Regions from separate parts of the Homo sapiens genome. Here region 1 is linked to region 2. The links are chromatin loops, found by intact Hi-C in ENCODE. Cell type or tissue: spleen. All regions are shown on one strand. Links, peaks and the distances in the headings refer to the core of each region. The heading gives the core; the rest is flanking DNA. Region 1 overlaps DMRT1 (doublesex and mab-3 related transcription factor 1). Region 2 has its middle 32 kb from the start of DMRT3.

Evidence for each region. Hi-C counts contacts between places; a loop is a spot of excess contacts. Peaks named below come from ENCODE experiments on the same cell type or tissue, not always from the same donor. Only the 100,000 strongest peaks of a DNase experiment are listed, where the experiment ranks them.
Region 1: a loop joins it to region 2, with 6 times the contacts of the local background. A loop is called at or near these places in 90 of 110 quality-filtered maps.

Annotation. Positions count from the first base shown.
Region 1 is chr9:889,601-901,349 of GRCh38, forward strand. It overlaps DMRT1 (doublesex and mab-3 related transcription factor 1), which reads left to right. Exons shown (of 5, transcript NM_021951.3): 3 at 4,312-4,595. Among named protein-coding and RNA genes, the nearest start is that of DMRT1, 54 kb to the left of the region's middle. RefSeq lists an enhancer at 4,326-4,645. In spleen, for the core only: a CTCF peak has its summit at 4,333 (motif pointing right); a DNase peak (open chromatin) is centred at 4,493; H3K4me3 peaks cover 275 bases; H3K27ac peaks cover 257 bases; H3K27me3 peaks cover 3,769 bases.
Region 2 is chr9:1,002,792-1,014,540 of GRCh38, forward strand. It overlaps the pseudogene H3P29. Among named protein-coding and RNA genes, the nearest start is that of DMRT3, 32 kb to the left of the region's middle. RefSeq lists a silencer at 6,407-6,606. In spleen, for the core only: CTCF peaks have their summits at 2,499, 6,512 (motif pointing left) and 6,714; a DNase peak (open chromatin) is centred at 6,490; H3K27me3 peaks cover 5,398 bases.

The DNA.
Region 1 (11,749 bases), core at 1,328-9,327, 110 kb before region 2:
CTTGTTACCTTCAGAGTTATTACTGCCATTATTTTGTTGCTTGATAAACTGAGGCCTGATAAAAGGTTCAGATTAAGGTCATGCTGCAGAAATTCAAGAACTTGTGCTGTGCCCTGATTCTGGAATGCTGGAATCCTTGGGTTTCTATTTATTCGTCTGCTACTGTATTTTGTTTTCTTTTTTAAGAAGCTTGCTTTTGAAAGGCAGGCCTTAAGTGGGAGGTATTCAGTGTTTTTAATGCAGGGACAGGCCTAAGTGTCTAAAATGCCTTCCTAAATGTCTGTGAGATTGTATAGGAATGAACCATTAATGTTTATGACTGCATGGTAGGATAGGTCATTTATTCTTTTTCTGACTTAGATGCTCATATAATTTATTAAATTTGAGAAGCTCATAAGGCTTTTGTAATCAGATAAACAATAGAGACATGACCTTGAAAACAAAAGAATGATATAGAAAACCACCACTTAACGCCACCAAACGTGTTTTTTTTTTTTTTTTTTTTTGAGCCGGAGTCTTGCTCTGTCACCCAGGCTGGAGTGCAGTGGCGTGATCTTGGCTCAGGCCGACTGAGCTGAGATCTCAGGCCGCCCGCCTCAGCCTCCCAAAGTGCTGGGATTACAGGCGTGAGCCACCGCACCCGGCCCAAACTGATGTTTAAAATAAGAGAAAGGCCCAGTGGGGAAGTTGAGGAGGAGCGAATGGACATGTGCCCTCTCCAGACTTGGGGGTGTGGAATAATGGCATTGGAATGTCTCATCTCATTAGCTGGGAAGAGGAGAGAAGAAAGGAAAGGAATAGAATAAAACAGTGGTTTGGGAGTGCATTTACAGGAGCCTAGCATAGGTGGATTTGGTTTCCTTTCAGAGAAAAGTGACACCAATGCTGACTTTAAAATGAGGCTTCAAAAATAAATTTTGTTGTAGATCTCAGCCAGACCTTCCAGAGCTTGCACTTTAGTTTTGCCCTCTCCCTTGCATGTTTTTGTTTTCCCACACACTCAGCCAGTGGATGGTTTCTGGGCACCTTCTTTGGGCCATGCATTGTGCTGGAAATTTCTCTCATGAGCCAATTCTGTCTGCTTAAGGACACTTAAACCTCTATTTATTTCTTTATTTTTATTTTTTTATTTGAGACAGAGTCTCATTCTGTCACCCAGGCTGGAGTGCAGTGACGCGATCTCTGCTCACTGCAACCTCGGCCTCCCAGGTTCAAGCAATTCTCCTGCCTCATCCTCTGCAGTAGCTGGGTCTACAGGTACGCACCACCATGCCGATGTCCGGCTAATTTTTTTTTGTATTTTTTTTTTAGTGGAGACGGGGTTTCACCATGTTGGTCAGGCTGGTCTCGAACTCCTGACCTCAAATGATCAGACCTACCTCAGCCTCCCAAAGTACTGGGATTACAGGCGTGAGCCACCGCGCTCAGCCTTAAACCTTTTTAGAAAAGTGAAACAAGGCCAGGTGTAGTGGCTCATGCCTGTAATCGTAGCACTTTGGGAGGACAAGGTGGTTTGATTGCTGGAGCTCAGGAGTTTGAGACCAGCCTGGGCAACATAGTGAGACCCCATCTCTATACAAAAAAATTAAAAAAAAAAAAAGCTAAGAGCTTATTAAAATTCAGATTGCTTGAGCTCAGGAGTTCGAGATCAGCCTGGCCAACATGGTGAAACCCCGTCTCTACTTAAAAAAAATACAAAAATCAGCCAGGCATGGTGGCTTGCGCCTGTATTCCCAATTACTTGGGCTGCTGAGGTGGGAGGATCGCTTGAGCCCAGAAGGAGGAAGTTGCAGTGAGCCGAGATCGTACCACTGCACTCCAGCCTGGGCGACAGAGTGAGACCCTGTCTCAAATAAGTAAATAAACAAAATAAAAGTGAAACGACAAGATCTTATGACTCCCTGGAGGTTTTACTTTTTTTTTTTTTTCTCCCAGACGGAGTCTTGCTCTGTCGCCCAGGCTGGAGTGCAGTGGCCCAATATCGTCTCACTCCAACCTCTGTCTCCCAGGTTCAAGCGATTCTCCTGCCTCAGCCTCCCAAGTAGCTGGGACTGCAAGCATACGCCACCACGCCTGGCTAATTTTTTTTTTTTTTTGGTATTTTTAGTAGAGACAGGGTTTCACCGTGTTAGCCAGGATAGTCTTGATCTCCTGACCTCGTGAATCACCTGCCTCGGCCTCCCAAAGTGCTGGGATTACAGGCGTGGGCCACCGTGCCTGGCTGGAGCTTTTACTTTTAACTCACATTATTTTTGATGCCAAGCTACTTGAAAAATGATTATTCCTCAGTCCCTTCAGCAAATATTGACCCACTGTGTCTGGCAGTGTGCTAAGCACGGAGGACACAGTGGTGTGCCCGGAGGCTGGGTGCCTTCTTGCTGGATCTCACGTCCTGGTAGTCCTGGTAGGAGAGAGGCCATTCACTGGAGTCATCTCTTTGGATTTCTTGTTGCTTGTTGCTCCTTGCTCTCTTGCAGGCCTGCATCTGCTCCTTTCATCATGGTTAAAACCGCAAGGCCCTGAAGACCTAGTTGTCTGTTGGTCTTTTCTAGAACTGTTTGCTTGATGTCCCAGCAGCAGTTGACACCACAGCCTGCTTGCTCTGTGATTCAAGTCAGCTTTAACCTCTGTGACGTTGTATTCTCTGTTTTTCACGCTCCAGGTCTTGGCTCTCCTTTATTCTGTAACAGCTCCTCCCTTCCTTGCCCAGATGGAGCTAGCACCTCCAGTGGTGACTCTTGGATCTGGCTTCCAGTCTCAGCCTCTCCCAAAAGCACGCGTTTCATGTTCCTCACCCTCACCCAGCCCTCCACCTGCACACCTGCCCACCCTCTGCTCTACACACCCAGGCTCCTGCTCTCTGCCTCCCCTGCATCTTAATTCCTGGCAGCCCCTCAGCCCTCCAGTTCTGTTGCGTTTCATCCCCCACATGTCCCTGGAACAGGCTCCTCTCTTACATTTGCAGGCCTTAGAGTTCTGGTCTGTCCTTGAACTCACTTTGGTGGTTCCCTAGCAGGTCTTTCTGCCTCTGATCTCTCTCTCCTTCACTTGCCCTAAGCAGTTGCCCTTAGATAAATCTCCTCCAAGCACAGCTCTGACCGTGTAACCTCCTTGCTCAGAACTCAGTGGTTCCCATTACATCCCAGAGTCAGGAGAGCTGGACTGAGGCCCGCCTCACCTTACCCTAGCCCATCTTTCATACTACATGTCTCCTTCCCTTTTCTCATCCAGTTCCTCAGCCTCACTTCCCTGCCCATCATTCCAAACTCTACCCCCACTTTCCTGCTTCCACTCCTTTGTCCTTGCTGCTCCTTTCTCCTTCCTCTCCTTTTCTCATTTTTCACCTGTGTCCTGCATCTTTTTTTAAGTGCAACTCAGGTGCAGTTTTGTCCATGAATTTCTAACTAGGCTACAAGCCATCTCTGTTTCCTCTGACTTCCCATGGAAGTTTATGGGTCTTCCTGTATGATGGTAGGTGGTAGGTGGTATTCCCTTCCCATCTTCTATCCTAGACCGTAGACTCCCTGTGGGCACGGCAGCTGGCAGACGTTTCAGGCACCCGGACTGGCTCTTAGAACATTGTTTAATAAATGTCCATTGGATGGATGACTTAGGAATTCATTTATTGGAATTGACAATAAACACTTTAATGTCTGTGCCAGAGGTTGGGAAACTAGTCTTTGGGTTAGATCAGCCCACTGCCTGTTTTTATAAATAAAGTTTTATTGCAACACAAGCATGCTGCAGCAGTGATTGAATAGTTGACAAAACCTGAAATAGTTACTGACCTCTTACACTAGAAGTTTGCCCCTGGTCCGCACCTTTGGCCAGATTTCTGAAGATACCTGATCACCTGTGGAAGGAAGTTAAGGAAACAGGTGTTCACCTAAATTCACCTAAACTCTTGGCCACTCGTTTTGACTTTCTAACCTATCTATGTGGCTACAATTAATTTTGTTTTAAGAATGCACAATCAGGTCAACTAGATTTGCTCTTCAGTTTCTTGACATTAGGATAGGAATTTCTGGATAGAAGTTGTGCTGTTGGGCTTTATGTAATTAAAATCACCTCTAAAATGGTTTTGATACTCTCAGTAAAAACAATCAGCTGAGTCTTTCGGTTGTGCCACCAGAGTGAAGCGAACCTTAGAAACTCTCCCTTATTTTGGCTATAGGAGAAGCAACAGATGGTTTTGTCTTCTGCATATTCAGCTACCTTGCTCCGCAGGTCTTGGGTAGGAAGGTTTAGAAGTAAAGTTTCGTGGACTAACATTAATACCATGTTGTATTTTTCTTTTTTCTTCCAATTTAGAGGGACGTATGGTCATCCAGGATATTCCTGCTGTCACCAGCAGAGGGCATGTGGAGAACACACCTGACCTGGTTTCAGACTCCACCTACTACAGCAGCTTCTACCAGCCGTCTCTGTTTCCTTATTACAACAATCTATACAACTGCCCGCAGTACTCCATGGCCTTGGCTGCTGATTCTGCTTCTGGGGAGGTGGGAAATCCCCTCGGGGGATCCCCTGTGAAGAACAGCCTTCGGGGCCTCCCCGGACCTTATGTGCCTGGTCAGACAGGAAACCAGTGGCAGGTATGATATTAATTACCCAGAGAGTGAACTGGTTGTGTGAAAGCCACATGCATGTGCACACACATGCACATACACACAGAGGCACACACGCACTTGTGCGCCCAGAGGCACACACAGGTGACACACACAGGTACACACACATATGTGTGTGTGCCATTTTGCACACATGTAGGCACAATATGCAAAATGTGTAAGGAATTTTTTACTCTGTCAATAATGCCCTTTAGCCTCAAAGGTTGGCTGCAAGGAATTGGAAAGAAATAATGTACAAACTTGTTTTCTTTTTCAAATTTTACTTTTCTCATTTTTTGAATGTTGCATAAATAACCAGTTGGGCACAGGCAGATCACAAGTACTGAATGAGGTACCACCTCCTCCAGCTTTGTCCCCACTTTCGTTGGGCACCTTAGAAAATGCTGGGTAAAGCCTTCTGGGTGGCAGTAATCTGCGTGATGAATTTGCACCTTGGGAAGGAAACAGGTCATAATCTGTATGGAAGAAAGGTAAGAAAAGGAATTCGGTCACTGTTGAGCTGGACCCAACCTGGGTGCATTTTTCGCTAGGAATAGAGGTCAGTCTTTCATTCTCCAAGTTTGTTTTTTTTTTTGTTTGTTTGTTTGTTTTGGTTTGGTTTTTGAGACAGAGTCTCGCTCTGTTGCCCAGGCTGGAGTGCAGTGGTAGGATCTCAGCTCACTGCAACTTCTGCCTCCTGGGTTCAAGTGCTTCTTTTCACCTCAGCCTGTGAAGTAGCTGGGATTACAGGCGCCTACCACCCCACCCGGCTAATTTTTGTATTTTTAGTAGAGATGGGGTTTCACCATGTTGACCAGGCTGGTCTTGAACTCCTGACCTCAGGTGATCCGCCCGCCTCGGCCTCCCAAAGTGCTGGGATAACAGGCATGAGCCACCGTGTCCGGCCCCAAGTATGTATTTTTAAAATAGCATGCAATCAAGGGCATTTGATATTTGGAGTAAAACAAAGCATTTTACTTTATTAGAGAAGGGAGCGTTTATCTAGGGCTGTTCTGCTTCCTCAGTTGCAACCATTTTCATCATGCCCGTTTGTTAGCAGCAGATTGAAGGCATCAAAAGCATTCAGAGGCTAGATTACCTTGTACAGAGGTATGTTGTGGGAATATGTAGGTGAAAAGTTAGACTCAACACCTCCAAGCCCTCTTCCAAGTGAAAGACATTAGGATTCTGCAAGAACTGTTCTCATTCTGGATGCATTTGCCATGCTCAGGCTTCCTCAGTGGGGATTTGATTCAACGCAATGCCACATATATATTTGGGAGTTCAGTGCAAGTGTTTGACCCTCTTTTTCACTTTCCCAGCTTTATTGACGTATCATGGGTAAAAAAAGTTGTATATATTTAAGATGTACAATGTGATGATTTGATATATGTGTACCTTGCACAATGATTGCCACAATTAAGCTAATTAACAAACACATTAATCACCTCACATAGTTACCATTTTTATGTGTGTGGTTGATAACACTTAAGATCTACTCTATTAGCATTTTTCAGGTGTACAGTATATTATTAAGTACAGTCACCATGCTGTATGTTAGATTCCCAGAATTTACTCATCTTATAACTGAAACTTTTTTTTTTTTTTTTTTTTTTGAGAGGGAGTCTTGCTCTGTCACCCAGCTGGAGTACAGTGGCGCGATCTCGGCTCACTGCAACCTCTGCCTCCCGGGTTCAAGCCATTCTCCTGCCTCAGCCTCCCGAGTAGCTGGGACTACAGGCACGCGCCACCAAGCCCAGCTAATTTTTGTATTTTTAGTAGAGACGGGGTTTCACCATGGTGGCCACGATGGTCTGTATCTCTTGCCCTTGTGATTGGCCCACCTCAGCCTCCCAAAGTGCTGGGATTACAGGCATGAGCCACCACTCCCAGCCGTAATTGAAACTTTTTACCCTTTGCCCAACATCTTTTTTTTTTTCCAGCTCAATGAATTTTATTTCCCTTGTTGTATATAAATGCTTTGATTGACCAGTAGATATTTGTCAACCATTAGTATCTTGGTTCTGTTGAAGGAGTAAGAACATTTTAAACTGAGATTTTTTTTTTCTTGTCTTTTCTTTTTTTTTTTTTTTTTTCCTGAGACAGAGTCTCACTCTGTCGCCCAGGCTGGTGCGATCTTGGCTCACTGCAACCTCCACCTCCTGGGTTCAAGTGATTCTCCTGCCTCAGCCTCCTGAGTAGCTGGGATTATAGGCACGCACCACCACTCCTCGCTAATCCAACATCCCTTTATTTCCTCCACCTCGAGCTCCCGGCAACCACTGTTCTCTGATTCTGTGAGGTTGACTTTTTAAGCATTATTTAGGCCAGGTGCGGTGGCTCATGCCTGTATTCCTAGCACTTTGGGAGGCCGAGGCGGGTGGATCACGAGGTCAGGAGTTCAAGACCTGCGTGGCCATCATGGTGAAACCCTGTCTCTACTAAAAATACAAAAATTAACTGGGCATGGTGGCGCACGCCTGTAATTCCAGCTACTCAGAAGGCTGAGGCAGAAGAATCGTCTGAACCCGGGAGGTGGAGGTTGCAGTGAGCAGAGATCGCGCCATTGTACTCCAGCCTGGGCGACAGAGTGAGACTCTGTCTCAAAAGAAAAAAAGAATTGACTTTTCTAAGCCCACTTCAAGAAAATGTGAATTGAAATTTTCCTCTGACCCATTCTGTTCCATTTTGCGTCTGCCTTTTTCAGGTATTAAAATGTTGTTAAAATTGAAGTCATTAGGTTGATAAAATTGAAGTCATTCCACTTTTGGGATCTTTTGCTACCCTCAGGGATCTGACTTCTTGGGCATATTAAAATGTCAATTTTAATCCCCTGAGCTACAAATTTTCTTAAGTTCTTCATACGTTTTATTTTTGGAATCATATTATTATTATTATTATTATTATTATTATTATTATTTTTGAGACAGATTCTCGCTCTGTCGCCCAGGCTGGGGTGCAGTGGCGCCATCTCGGCTCACTGCAACCTCTGCCTCCTGGGTTCAAGTGATTCTCCTGCCTCAGCCTACTGAGTAGCTGGGACTACAGGCACGTGCCATCACGCGTGGCTATTTTTTTTTCTGTATTTTTAGCAGAGATGGTGTTTCACCATGTTAGCCAGGATGGTCTCAATCTCCTGACCTCGTGATCCACCAGCCTCGGGCTCCCAAAGTGCTGGGATTACAGGCGTGAGGGAATCATACTATTTTTGAAGGGAGCTTTTAAAGCACATTGATATTGGAATTGAGAGGTAATATACGTATAAAGGAAATGCAATGATCTGTGGAACTGAGACTGAGATGGGAGCCCGGGAGTTGGAGGCTGCAGTGAGCTATGATTACACTACTGGACTCCAGCCTGGGTAACAGAGCAAGACACTGTCTCCAAAAAAAAAAAACAAAATTAAGTAGATTTTGCATTCTACTATCTTCTCCCTATTATGTCGTTGTTGGTTTTTTCCAATTTAAGAATGTTTTAAAATCATGTTTGTTCATTATAACTGTCTCCTGAGAGCCACCGCGCCCGGCCTAAAAAATCTATTGAGTTCTTGACTGTTTGTTCATATGTATTTTCGTTAGCTACCTCAGATCCCCTTTGTAGCAAGATAGGGTATAAAAATACATATGTTAACTATTATCAAAAGACTGACATGCGAATATGGACCAAGTATGAATGTGTATGGATTGATTTCTGTATCTTTGGGGAAGAATTTGATGCCCTTAGGAAATAGAAAACATAAAGTATAGGTAAAAATGATAATGGTGCAAAATGCGTTAAGACATAGATGTTATAAAGAAGTATTAAAATTAAATAGTAAAAATCTACAAATAATACCTTTAGCTAATGTTGAAGGGAGAGAAACTGGATGGCTCACTTTTTAACCAGAGTCGTTTTTCTTTTTTCTTTTGTTATTGTTGTTTTTCTTTTTTTGAGACAGGGCCTCACTCTGTCATTCAGGCTGGCGTGCAGTGGCGTGATCTTGGCTCACTGCAACCTCCACCTCCCAGGTTCAAGTGATTCCTGTGCCTCAGCCTCCCAAGTAGCTGGGATTACAGGCATGTGCCACCACGCCCGGCTAATTTTTGTATTTTTAGTGGACATGGGGTTTCACCATGTTGTCCAGGCTGTTCTCAAACTCCTGGCCTCAAGTGATCCGCCCACTCGGCCTCCCAAAGTGCTGGGATTACAGGCATGAGTCACCGTGCCTGGCCCAGAGAGGTAGCAGAAGTGTCAGGAACAGAGATCTGGATGGCAGTCTTTTCCTCACTTCGCTTTTTCTGCTGTTCCTGGAAGGCTCTCTCACTCTGCTCTTTGGACAATGCCTTGCCCCTCTTGGTGGCAGCTTCCTAGGAGAGGGCAGAGTCGGGGGCTCTTCTTTGGTTGCTGCCCTGCTTTTCTGTCTTCTTTGTAGAAGGTGCCCCACCGCTGCACTTGGAGAGCACCTGTGCTGTTCTCTCCTGACTGATTTTCTTGGTGTGAAAATGGCTCAACCTTGAGGCCAGAATGTGAGGTTGGGTCTTCAACTACTTTCTTGACTGTGTTGCTAAGGCCGGACTCTCCTCCTAACTTAACCAGATGGAGTCATCTTTTTATTAGCTATCCTGCCTAGTAGGATGTAAACTCTCTTTTTCTTTTTAGATTGTGATACAAATTTGGGTAGTGTGGACATTTTAGCCATATTAATTCTTACAGCCCATGAACATGGAATATCTTTTCATTTATCTGTCTTCGGTTTCTCTCATCAGTGTTTTATAGTTTTCAGTAAAGAAATCTTTCACCTCTTTGATTACATGTATTTTTTTAACTATTGTAAATGGGATTGTTTTCTTGATTTCTTTTTCAGATGGTTCACTAGTCATGTATAGAAATGCTAACTAATTTTTGTATGTTGATTTTTGTATCCTGTAGGATAACTCCTTTCTGATTTATATCAGAATCAAGAAAGATTCAAATCTTTCTTCAAAAAAAATCAATATTTTAAAAAAGAAACAAGAAAACAATTTGTATTAAAACCAACAACTCCTTTTTGATTCCTAGAAAAAAAAAACTGACTCTAGTGGAGATCGTCATAACTTTTTAAAGCTAGAAGGAATTCTTAGAGATGAGTAGAAAGGGTTTCGAATTTTTATTGTACAGTTGAGACTTCCTGCAAGCCTCCCTATAAAAACAAGCAAGCCACGAATAATTACTGAGCACCTACTAAGTGCCAAACCTCCTTAAAAAATAGAGCAGTCTCCTAGCTCGGCATTCCAGAATCTTAAGGCTCTTTTGTGTAAATGCCCTGCCTGCTGAGAGCTGCTTTTAATTGCTTCTGGTCTGCCTCAGCCTGTGTAGGAGATTTGTGGCCCAATCATAGATTCCTGTCCTGTTGTGAAACAGGAATAACATTTGTGACACTGGAACAAACTCACAATGAATGGCTGGTTCCGCTGACCAGCAGCTCAATTTCACTTCTGCATTTAATTGCCTGCAAAAGCTGTTTATTGCCTTGTGCACTCCTCCACCGCAACATTATCTCTTAAATAAACATGTTGTACCAGGTTGACAAGGGAGAGGTGCGTATCGAGTGAGCAGAAATAAATATGGGAGGACTCTGAGCTATGCCTCGGATCTCCTTTCAGGCCCTATGGCAGGCGCCCTCTTGACTGCTTTTCCAAAGCTTGTGCCCCCAGATGTGTAGACTTACATTCCAGCCACGTTTAGGGTGTGGCCAAATGGCAGCACTGGCAGTTATTTCGTTCTTTCTGGTGGTTATGTGGTCTCCTCTGAAGTGTTTTATGGTTGTCCATTGACGATAAGGCACCTCGAAGGAATGCATTCATGTCTTAACATGCTTCCAGAGCCCACCATGTGCTGGGGATCTACCACTGAACAAAACACAAAAATTGGGAAAAGTGAGTCTTGGGAGAAGGCTGCTATTTCTTGATCCCTGGAGTTGGGGATTGCCTAAACCTTTCTACAGGTAGGAAGGAAACCGCGTTCTGGCATCTGGAGCTTGAAGCACAGAAAAAAGTGCCCCCTTGTGAGTGTTCCTGGCCCGGTGCTCCAGCACCTTCTGCCTGCTGAGGGTGGAAGGGTTGGGAAGGGCACTCAGAAAAGCCAGTACCTTTTCACTGCTTGTCCGCCGTAAGGAGCAGCCAGACAGGCTCTCGTTTTCCCACTGCCCCCCCTTTTTTTGTTGTTTTTTAAGTGTAGCTCAGCATCAGAACAACCTGTTTGTTAGCTTGAAAGAATGGTCAAAACAAGTCACTTTCCAAAGTATCTGCTGTGTGGGGGTGGCCAGAGCACTCTCTGCAGCTGTGCCATATTTGTGCTGTAGGAAGGCGCAGTGAGGGTGGAGCCATGGGAAGACAAGGCGGAAACCTGGCTCTCAGGAGACAGTTATGATGAACAAATATGATTTTAAAATACTCTTAAATTGAAAAAAAAACAACAAAGACATAATAGGGAGAAGACAGCAGAATGCAAAATCTACTTAATTTTTTTTTTTTTTTGGAGACAGCGTCTTGCTCTGTTACCCAGACTGGAGTGCAGTAGTGCAATCGTAGCTCACTGCAGCCTCCAACTCCTGGGTTCGAGTGATCCTCCCATCTCAGTCTCACGAGTAGCTGGGACTACAGGTGTGTGCCACCATGCCACACCTGGCTAATTAAAAAACTTTTTTTGTAGAGATGGGGGTCTCAGTGTGGTGCCGAGGCTGGTCTTAAACTTTTGGCTCAAGTGAGCCTCCTGCCTCAGCCTCTAGAAGCGCTGGGATTACAGGCTTGAGCTGCTGTGCCTAGCTCTACTTCAGTTTTTTTTTTTTAATTATTATTATTTTTTAATTGAGAAGGATCTTGCTCTCTCACCCAGGCCAGAGTGCAGCAGCATGATCTCAGTTCACTGTAGCCTCCACCTCCTGGACTTAAGCGATCCTCCTACCTCAGCCCCCTCAGTAGCTGAGGCTACAGGCATGTACCACCACACCCAGCTAATTTCTGTACTTTTTGTAGAGATGGGGTTTCACCATGTTGCCTGGGCTGGTCTCAGACTCCTGGACATTCAAGTGATCTGCCTGCCCTGGCCTCCCACAGTGCTGGGATTGCAGGCATGAGCCACCACGCCTGACCAATTTTTTGTGTGTTTGTTTTTTATTGTGAGAC
Region 2 (11,749 bases), core at 1,577-9,576:
GGTGACACCACAGGGACATGAGCCCTTTCAGTTCCAAAATCCTACATTCTGTCATTCTTCAGAGTGGTCACATGGTGTGGTCTGTAGATACACTGGCTTGACCTTTAAGATGACTGACTGCTGTCAAGCAGAACAGATGCTACAGATATGTTGAGCTTTAAGTAGTTCCAAATCCTATGTTTCCTTCCTGATGATAATAGCTTTTTTTTTTTTTTTTTTAGACAGAGTTTCGCTCTTGTCACCCAGGCTGGAGTGCAATGGCTCGATCTCTGCTCACTGCAACCTCTGCCTCCCAGGTTCAAGCAATTCTCCTGCCTCAGCCTCCCAAGGAGCTGGGATTATGAGCGCCCAACACCACACCCAGCTAATTTTTATACTTTTAGTAGAGATGGGGTTTCACCATGTTGGCCAGGCTGATCTCAAACTCCTGACCTCAGGTGACCCGCCTACCTCGGCCTCCCAAAGCGCTGGGATTACAGGTGTGAGCCATCATGCCGGCCACAGCTAACTTTTATTTTGTGTGCGTGTATCGACTCAACTTATCTTCACAGCAGCCCTAAAAGGTAGGTACGTTTTTTATTGCTCCTGTACTATTTTTTTTTAACAGGAACTGTTTCATAGATTTTAAAAACAGGCTCTGTCTTCACTTGAACAGATATATTTGAAAAATGAACTCGAGTCCACTGTGTGCTGTTTCAGTGATGCATTCTTGATACATGCATTTTCCCAGCAGAAGGCCCAGAATCACTAACACGCTGCTTCAGGGTCACACAGTTGCTGTGGGGAGCTGGATTTCCCCCTGAGAGTCACATCCGAGAGCCCATCTTGGGCTGACACTGGGGCCATTAGGCTCAGGGGCCCTGACATGCCCAGCCTCCAGAGTCTGCTCCTCAGGATTTCAGAGACCAGCTCATCAGGACAGTGAAGCCTGAGTGTAAGATGAAACTGGCCTTAATTTGACCAGCTATAGTAAGTTGGCTTTAATTGGATGTGAAATATTTTGCCCCTACAGGGAAATTTAACTGTGTTTTTTTTCTTTTTGCCATTTAGTGGCCCACGTTCCAGTGGGTACAATTTCCAACTCCCAGTCCCAGACTAGCCCCTAATTAAAATATGATGTTTTCTTTTCAAGCTTGGTTTGAAAGTCAACCGACAGTTTTTTGTTTTCTGTTGTTAGGAAATTGTTTTTATTTTTTGAAAAGGTCAGGGATTTACAGAGCTCCAAAGTAAAAAGACATAAAAAGGTTTACAGGGAAAATTCTCCCTCCTCCGAGCTACCTGAGTGCAACCAATGTTTAGTGTCTTGGGCATCCTTCCAGAAATATTTTATTTTTAATTTTCTTTTTACAAACAAGGCAGCGCTCTGTCACCCAGGCTAGAGTGCAGTGGTATGATCACGGCTCACTGCAGCCTTGACCTCCCCAGGCTCAAGTGATCCTCCTAATTTTAGCTTCACTAGTAGCTGGGACTATAGGCACACGCCACCATGCCCAGCTAATTTTTGTTCTATATTTTATGTTATTTTTTTGTAGAGACAGGATCCTACCATGTTGTCCAGGCTGGTTTTGAACTCCTGGACTTAAGTGATCCTCCTGCTTCAACCTCCCAAAGCGTTGGGATTACAGGCATAAGCCACTATGCGCAGCCCTTCCAGATATATTTTATGCACATGCAAGCATAAGTATTCTTTTTTCATTTTCTTTAAACATTATTTATAGTATACTATATACACAGTTGTTTTACCTTGCCTTTTTTTTTCTGTCCACTTACTATGTTTTGGAGATAGCTAAATATAATTATAAAGATAGTTTCTTCATTTAAAAATTTAAATTTAAATTAAAATTTTATTTAAAATAAAAATTTTAAAAATTACATAGTATTTGGCTGTTCCATAGTTTATTTAGCAGTCCCCTTCTGGTAAGTATGTTAAGTTTTGAAGTCATCTACTATTAAACGATTTAGTAATAAATAACTTTAGACCAATGTGATTTGAATTGGGAGCAAGTATAAGTTGCATGAATTGATGAAAGAGGAATTCCTGCAGCAAAGCGTACATGCATTGGTAATTTTACTAGATACTGCCAATTTGTCCCCTTATAGGTATTTTTCCAGTTTATACTCCCACCAATAAAGTACAAGAATGTCAGTTGCCCCACATCCCCAGTGAGTGTGTTTTCAGTTGTGATTTCCCACAACTTGAAAATCTCAGTATGCTTTCATTTGCATTCTCTTCTTATGAATGGAGGTGAGCTTTTCGTATGATGCCATCTGCATCAACAGCCATCTCTTTCTCGGAGTGCTGGAAGAACACTTGCCCTTGAACAGGTCTGTGACCCAAGCTCAAAGCTGGCAGAACCCATCGCAGCTTAACCACCAGGGTTTGTAGCTGAATGTCTTATGCAAGGAAGTGGTTGGTTTCTGCAGTGTGTTCTCATTAGAAATGCTTGGTCACTGAAACCAATCCTAACCAGGCTGATGGCGCCATCTATCTTTCTGAGATGGGTAAATGGAATGCAATGCAGTTTTACAAGCGGGATATTTGGGACCTGACATGGATGATTTCAGGGACCTGACCCTGATGATGAGCTCTGCCAGGGGCTGTGGATGCGTTCCATCAAAGCTGAAAATATCATCAACTTATTGAATTGTCTTTTGTCCTACTTGATGTCACTGAAGTGAGCATGTCTTTTTGATTTTTAAAAAATGTTTGGCCAGGTGTAGTGGCTCACGCCTGTAATCCGAGCACTTAGGAAGGTCGAGGCAGATGGATTGCTTGTGCCTAGGAGTTCCAGACTAGTCTGGACTACATGGAGAAACCCCGTCTCTACAAAACAATACACACAAAAAATTAGCCAGGTGTGGTGGCAAGAACCTGTAGTCCCAGCTACTTGGGAGGCTAAGGTGGGAGGATCACCTGAGCCCAGGGAGGTTGAAGCTGCAGTGAGCCGTGACTGCACCACTGCACTCTGGCCTGGGTGACGCAGTGAGACCCTGTCTCAAAAAACAAACAAAACAAAACTTTATTATTAAAAAAATAAAAGGCCCACATATATAGAGAATAGTGAAATGAACCCTAATCTACACATCACCAACATTAAGCAGTTACGAAGACTACACGACACTTGACCCATCCATCCCATTTCCTGTTTCTTCCTTTTGGATGAGGTAAGTAGTCTTTAAAGCAAATAATGTCATTTCACCCTTATGTACTTCAGTAAACATCTCTAAAAATGGGCATAGTCATATATAATTACAATGCCATGATCAGATCTGACAAAATTAAAAGTAATTCATTGGTATCATAAGACCGAGTTCATAAAAATCTCCGAGTTATCTCCAGCCTCGCTCCCCCTTTACCGTGGGTTTGTCTGATGGGGGTCCACACGCTGTATTTGGTTCTATGTTTCTTACGTCTCTTCATTTGCACAGTGGACGCCCCCTTTGTGAGGAAACGGAGTCCATTGCTCAGCAGAATCCTCTCCATTCTGAAACTGTGTGTTTGCTTCCTCGTGGAGTCACTTAATTTGTTCCTGGATCCCCCATGTTTCCTGTAGAGTGGAAGCAGATCTAGAGGCTTCTTTGATATGGGTTCAAATGTTTGAGGGAGATGTACTTCCCAGGAGATGCTGGTCCACTGCCTACTGCGTCACTTCCGAAAGGACACAGTGGGTCTTTTGTCCACCAGGCAAGATCAGTAGGGGTCAGTAACGTCAGCCAGACAACCCCTCCATTGCAAACTCCACTTTCCATCTTTTCTCTACAACCTTTCATTTGCTCACTATGTTGCTGGAATCAGTAATTTCAATTAGGGGTTGAAAAATGGGGATTTTCCTTTTTTTTTTTTTAATTTTTTTTTTGAGAGGAAGTCTCCCTCTGTTGCCCAGGCTGGAGTGCAGTGGCGCAATCTCGGCTCACTGCAACCTCCCGACTCCTGGGTTCAAGTGATTCTCCTGCCTCAGACTCCCGAGTGGAATTACAGGCACGCGCCACCACGCCCGGCTCATTTGTGTATTTTTAGTAGAGATGGCGTTTCGCCATGTTGGCCAGGCTGATCTTGAACTCCTGACCTCAGGTGATCCACCTGCCTTGGCCTCCCAAAGTGCTGGGATTATAGGCGTGAGCCACTGCACCCAGCGGGGATTTTCTAATTCTACCATTGCTTCCACATATTAGTTGGAGTTTTTTCTGTATATAAAGAAAACTAGAGTTATTTTGTCACCTTGGAATAGTTTATATCATTGTTAAAGTGGCCAATGGCTTCCTCAGGTTTCTTGTTTTTTAAGTAGTCTATCCTTCTCCAGTTGAGGAAACAAAGAACAGCATATTATGTTCAGGCCATGGAATTAGCCTAGGAAAGAAATAGCCTTTTTTTTTTAGCTTTCCTTATTACCATAGAATATTTAGCCCCAGATGTGTGTGAAATGTCATAATTACTAATCGATCCTTTCTACTTGCAGGCCTTACCCTTTGTCCCTGCCTTTGGTCTTTTCCTCAGGGTCTGTCTCCTCGAATCAGCAAAAGCATTGAGTTGTAATAAAGCATGTAGGCTGAAATATCATCACTGAAATCTCAGCACATTCCTTTCGCCCCAAAGCCAAACACCACTTAGTTGGATGATATTTGGATAATATGTTGCAATGACTCTCAGTTGTGTACACTTTAGTAAGAATTAATGCAACCAGCTTGCTTTCCATTTCACAGATTAGGTTGATGCGGGAGAGACAGGCCTGGAAAGGAAGTAGCAAAAAGAGGGCGTTGAATCACCAGGTGCAGGGCCCTTTCTAGATGGTTGTGGAGGCAGCTGTTGTTTTTTCAGCTAGTAGAAGCAGCTGACAGCATTTCATGCTAAGAAGAGATACTAGGAAGAAGGAAGAAGGGAAATAAAGATGTTCTGGGAACTTTTAGCTGCTAAAGAATGGGTTAGATACCCGATTATGGGCACCTGAAATCCCCATTCTTCCCCTACCACACCGTATCTCTGTAAGATATTTTTGCTGCAAGTCACACAATACTGGACTGAGAAAGGCCACTGTCTAGACATGTGCGTTTCTGAATAAATACCGACTGGGTGGTAGTGTAGCACAGTGGTTAAGTTCATAGGCTTTGGAGACAGATCTAACTGGGTTCAAGTCCTGGCTTCATCATTTGGGTTAGAGGCTTTAATGTCTTCAGCCCTCAATTTCCCCACCTGTAAAATGGGGATAATAACAAGGCCACAAGGCTACTGTGAAGATTAAGTGGACTTGAAGCCTTTACCACATTTCCTTTCATATAAGCCTTCAATATATAATAACTTTGAAAAAGTGAAAACAAAAAATGGAAAAGATTTTTTACTTCAAAAGAGGATTCCACCAGTTGGTAGAAAAAGATTTTATTTTCACTAATCCAGTGGGCACAAAGACTCCTCCAGGTATCCTTCTGTCATGCGAACAGGAGTGACCTGGTCAGCCACCGACAGCTGGATGCCCCTTAGACATTGCTAGGTTGTTCTGAATGTCAAAGATTTCTGGCCTGATGCGGAGGAAAGGGAACTCTTATATACTTTGGTGGAAATGTAAATTATTGGTACAGCCATTATGTAAAACAGTATGGAGATTTCTCAAGAAACTAAAAATAGAACTAACATATGATTCACCAATTCCACTGCTGGGTATTTATCCAAAGGTTAGGAAATCAGTATGTTGAAAGGATACATATACCCTCTTGTTTATTGCAGCATTGTTCACAATAGCAAACATGGAATCAACCTAAATACCCATCAATGGATGAATACATAAGGAAAATATGGTACATATGCACAATGTAATACTATTTGGCCATAAAAAAGAGTGAAATCATGTCAGTGGCAGCAACATGGATGGAACTGAAGGTCATCATGTTAAGTGAAATAAACCAAGTACAGAAAGACAAATGTCAAATGTTCTCACTCATATGTGGGAGCTAGAAACGCTGACCTCATGGAGATAGAGAGTAGTAGAATGACAGACACTAGAAGCTGGGAAGGGTGTGTAGTGGGAGATGGGGGTAAAGAGAGGTTGGTTAATGGGTACAAACACACAATTAGAAGAAATAAGTTCTAATGTTCGACAGCAGAGTAGGATGACCAGAGTTGACAACAAGGTATTGTATATTTCAAAAAAAAAAGCTAGAAGAGAGGACTTGAAGTGTTTGCAATACGTATAAATGATATTCGAGGTGATGGATACGATAAATAACCTGACTTGATCATTACACAGTCTATGCATGTAACCAAAGATACGCGTGTCTCATAAATATGTGCAAATATTTGCGTATCAATAAAAAATAAATATTTTAAAATGGAAAAAAGAAAGGCTCTGGCCTGATGAAAAGCATCTTGTAGCAGCCCTGATCTTTCACTTCCATCATTTTCGTTCTACGGATCTAAGCATCGTGTCCTAAAGCGGGGCTGAAACAAGCCTCACCAGCACCGGGCGGACACTCTGTGCTCCTCGAGCCAATGGCGCCATCTAGTGGTGCTGTTGCGCTAACACAGCCTGGCCCTGGGCCCAGGTTTTGTGGCCACTCTCAGAGTTACCCTGAGTGTTCACAAGAATAAGCTTCAGCGACGTCTTCTTGTCTTTCACGCTTACTAAAGTGCAGTCGGCTGCCTGGGCTCCCATCAGCTCCTCAGAAGGTGGGAACATTGCTCACTGTTCCTCTCTTTCTGGCTCTGCCTCACTCCTGTGCCTCTCACTGTGGCATGTGGGTGACATGCTGGGACATGCTGGTGATGCCATTTCTCTGCGTGGTCCCATTTATCCTTTGGAGAACTGATGACAAATGATAGGTACCTAGGCAAAAATCATATGTCCTGTTCTGAAGTAGGATTTAAGGGGATGTTTCTGTCTTTTCCATGCCCTTCCTGGAACCCTAAGAATTTGTGAATGTCCAGTAGCTATAATTAGAAGTGGCTAGCTTCAGGGTCCAATGTGTGATTGGCTCTTACTCTATGATGACCCGACCTCACTCCACAAAAGTCCCAGAAAATTTCCAAAAAGTAGTCTCTGTACATCGCCTTCCGTGCTTTAGACAGGACATCTGCCACACTGAGTCTGAGGACACGGGGCACTAAGCGTACCCAGGCAAGATCATTAGCTGAGTTAGCTCTAAAAGCTCGCTACCAAGTGTGGTCTAAGGAGTAGCAGCAGTACCATCACTGAGAGCTGGCTAGAAGGCAGACTCTGGAGCCACGCTGTAGACATACTGATTCAGAATCTGAAGTTTAGCTAGACCCTAGAGATTGGCGCACTCACTAACATTTGAAAAGCACCGAACTGTGGCAGTGACTCTCAACTTTGGCATCACAATAGAACGACCCAGAGGGCTTCTAAAGATCTGGATACCTGGCCCTCGCTCCAGACTGATTCTAATCTCTGGGGGTGGGAAGTGGTGTGGTGGTAGGACAAACATTGAGAAAGAGGTTGACCATTTAGAGCAGGACCATTCAATTACCCAGAGCTGGATTTTACCACAGTGAGGGTACAGGAAGTTGGCCTATAGCTCCTTCCTGAAGATCTCACAAAAGGAACAAAAAGTGCCAAAACTCAGCAAAAACTCTCCAGTAGTAAACAAATTAGGTTAAGAGGCACAAATTCTTGTTAGAAACTTTAAAACATGGTGGCCAAGAAAATAATCGAAGCTTCTAGTGTAGACCACACAGGTACCTACCAATCCCATCCTACCTGCCTGGAGTGATTCAAGAAAAGGAGGCTGGTGATGAAATTCTGAGAATTCTCACTAATATCCACCGATGTAAAGAAAAGAAAACCTACGGAGTAAATAGGCAGCCTGTGGGAAAGGTTAAGAGTATTGTGATTTTTTTCCCCCAAGACAGAGGTCTCACTCTGTCTCCTGGGCTGGAGTGCAGTAGCATGATCACAGTTCACTGAAGCCCTGAACTCTTGGGCTCAAGTGACCCTCCTGTCTCAGCTGCCCGAGTAGCTGGGATTACAGGGCAGGCTACCACACCTGGCTAATTCTTAAAACAATTTCTCATAGAGATGGGGTGTTGCTATGTTGCCCAGGCTGGTTTCGAGCTCCTGGCCTCAAGTGATGCTCCTGCTTCTGCGCCCCCAAAGTGTTGGGGTCACAGGCTTGAGCCACCACACCCAACCTGAAAAATTGTGTTCTAACAAGCCCTCCTGGTAGTCCTGATGCTCACTAACATTTGAAAACTGCCGATGTTAAACGGTCTCCAAATTGTGTTCGCAGCCACCACTAGCTTGCTGAGCTCCAGCTGAGGAAGGTGGGTAGGGAAGGAAGTTTCTATACTGTGGCTCCTACCATGCTGACTGCCCACAAATCAACTGGGGGTAAAGCACCTAGGAAGCAGCTGGTTACAAATGCTGCTCACAAGAGTGGGCCTCATATTGGAGGGCTAAAGAAACCTCATCGTTACTGGCCTAGCACTGTGCCACTCCATGAAATTAGATGGTCTCAGAAGTCCACTGAACTTACAACTCAAAACTTCCTTTGCAGCACCTGGTGAGAGAAATTGCACGGGACATCAAAACAGATCTGTGCTTCTAGAGTGCAGCTGTTGGTGCTTTGCAGGAGGCAAGGGAGGCCTACCTGGTTGGCCTTTTTTTGTTTTTTGAGATAGAGTCTCACTTTGTCACCCAGGCTGGAGTGCAATGGCGCGATCCCAGCTCATTGCAACCTCTGCCCCCGCTTCCCCTGGGTTCAAGCGATTCTCCCACCTCAGCCTCCTGAGTAGCTGGGATTACAGGCATGCGCCATCACACCAGGCTAATTTTTTTTTTTTGTATTTTTAGTAGAGACAGGGTTTCACCATGTTGGCCGGGCTAGTCTTGAACTCCTGACCTCAAGTAATCTACCCGCCTCGGCCTCCCAAAGTACTGGGATTACAGGCGTGAGCCACTGCAGCTGGCCTGGTTGGCCTTTTTTAAGATACCAACCTGTGTGCCATCCATGCCAGACATGTAACAATTATGCCAAAAGGCATCCAGCTAGCACGTGGAGAACAGCTTAATAATCTACCATGAGGAGAAACACGTTTCGTTCTCAAAAAAATAAAAACTCTCTTCTTCCTGTTTTTGGTAGTTGTGAACAATAGACATTTTTTTTCGTGGGGCCAAAAGGTACTTAAGTATATGATTGTGACTGGAAAAACAGGAGACAGAAATCAGGTATGGGCAGTTTTTCCATTTTCATCTGAGTGTGAATTGTTCATATAAATGAGATGTACAGCATTCATGCAAGTCAAAAGTTTTGTTGAACAAGTTTCAGCAGTTCAACTTTATAGCAATTACAAATACACCTGTTAAATGTTTCTGGACGATGCCAGCATTTGCATTTTTTAAAAACAAGCAAATTTCTTATTGACTGCAACTAACTGGTGTTTGTAGCACTTTTATCATACAGCAGATTCCATCCACAGACTTTTCTAACTGAGTTGTCCTACATGCAAGTATATATTTTTAATGTTGGCTGTCTTCTGTGCCGTTCCTGTATTAAAATACATGAAGCTATAAAAAATAATACTCCAGGTGATTGTTGCTCTCTGCCAACTTAAGTCCGGTATTGTCACGTCTTTGATTTTGTTTTTCAAGAGAAGCTGAAATTCTGAATTTTTATGTGTCACCTCCCAACTTTTAAATGTTGGCAACAAATTTGCCTTTTCGAAAAAAAGAAAAAAAAAAAGAAAAAACCAGACAGACCAAAGAAAATAAAAGTTTGTTTCATGAGGTGTTAATTTTGTGCCACTGATTATAGAACATCTGGATGGCATTGCCCACCTTAAGCATGAAAAAGATGAAAAGAAATGACATTGGCCGGCGTGGTGGCTCACGCCTGTAATCCCAGCACTTTGGGAGGCTGAGACAGGTGGATCACCTGAGGTCAGGAGTTCGAGACCAGCCTGGTCAACATGGTGAAACCCCGTCTCTACTAGAAATACCAAAATTAGCTGGGCGTGGTGGCAGGTGCCTGTAATCCCTGCTACTTGGGAGGCTGAGTCAGGAGAATCGCTTGAACCTGGGAGGTGGCAGTTGCAGTGAGTCGAGATTGTGCCACTGCACTCCAGCCTGGGCAACAGAGCAAGACTCCGTCTAAAAAAAAAAAAACATGAAAATGTATAGAATATTAGAGAAGAAAAGATACCAGAGGGACAGAACACACAAAGATAGATGGACAAGCTAGTGTAGAAGAGAAAAATACCCACAGGAGAAGAGAGCTAAAAACCTGAGATGATACAACGGCAAGAACATGGAACTGTTATACATTAGGAGACTTCGGACATATCCCTGTTTTTCACCTGCCAATAGATCAACAACGCGGCAACTGAGTGAACACACTTTTCAAAGCCAACCAGTCAGTGTCAGGTCTCCCTTCTGAAAGGAGGAAGTTCAATTAAACAGGCCTCCAAGTGTCAACCAATCAACAACAGTGTCATCAATGACGTCAGCCCACTTACACCCCTGGAAATCCTGTCTCTAACTTCCACCTTCCCCTAAACCCTGTATGAGATCCATAGTCAGCTCTGCTGATCAGCACAGTTGTCTCTTATAAAGCAGTAACTTCAGTTTTGTCTTTTTATCTTATATATTGAATAGTGGTCTCATCTGACAAATTCAAGAATGAAAAAGTTGAAGTAAAAGAAAGAGGTGGGTGGTGAAAAGTGAACAATGTAAATTAGAATTAAGAAAATGACCACAAGGTTTATGATCACTGAATAGGACATAAATATATTATAAAAGACAAGATAACAAAACTAACAGCGACAAAACAGAAGTTTGGGAGAGGGAAGTGGGAAGAAGTTTAAAAAGTTTAATTTCCTAATTTTTATATCTGGTATCACTCATCAATATCTAAAATTCAGACAAGGAGTTTAAAAATGATTCTAACATCTTAATGTCTTCTCAAGTTATTTTTGTTATAATAAAATTTAAATATGCATGAACGTAACTAGTTATAATCTTGATAGCCTCATAGTTCTTATACAAAGTAAATACAAACAAAGCCAATAAAATTCAGATTATCAATTATTTAAAAATAGATGTTGAGTACAGCATTCATACAGAAAAGAGCGCAAGTCACTGGCTAGCCAAATGTTTTTTTCACAAGGTGAACACAGGCATGCAATCAGCACCTGGACCAAGACTGAAAACAGTGCCAGGACCTCAAAGCCTCCTCTCCTTCCTACTGCCAGCCCCTCCATCAAAGGCAACTCTCAAGGTGATTTCTGACACCACAGATTCATTTTGCCTTTTTTGAACTTTATAACAATGGAATCATAAAGTTTGTCCTCTTTCATGACTGGCTGCTTTCATTCAGCATTATGTCTGCGGCCCATTCATCTGTATTGTTGCGTGCGGTTGCTTCTTTTCATTTTTGTACAGTATTCTATTATGTGAATATACCACATTGTATCCATTCTACTGATAATGGACATTTGAGCTATTTCTGGGTGTGGTTACTACAAAGAGTGCTTCTATGAGCATTCTTACACATGTCTTTTGGTGAACATATGTACATATATCTGTTATGTATATTCGTAGAAATAGAATTGCTCAGGCAGAGTATACATATGTTCAGTTTAACTAGATGCTGCCAAACAGTTATCCAAAAGTTTGTAGCAATTTATACTTCTACCAGCAGTGCATGAAAGTGTCAGATGTTCTACATCCTTGCCAACAGTTGGTACTGTCAGTCTTTTACGTTTTAGCCATTTTGGTGGGTGTTCCGTGATTATCTCAGTGTAATTTTA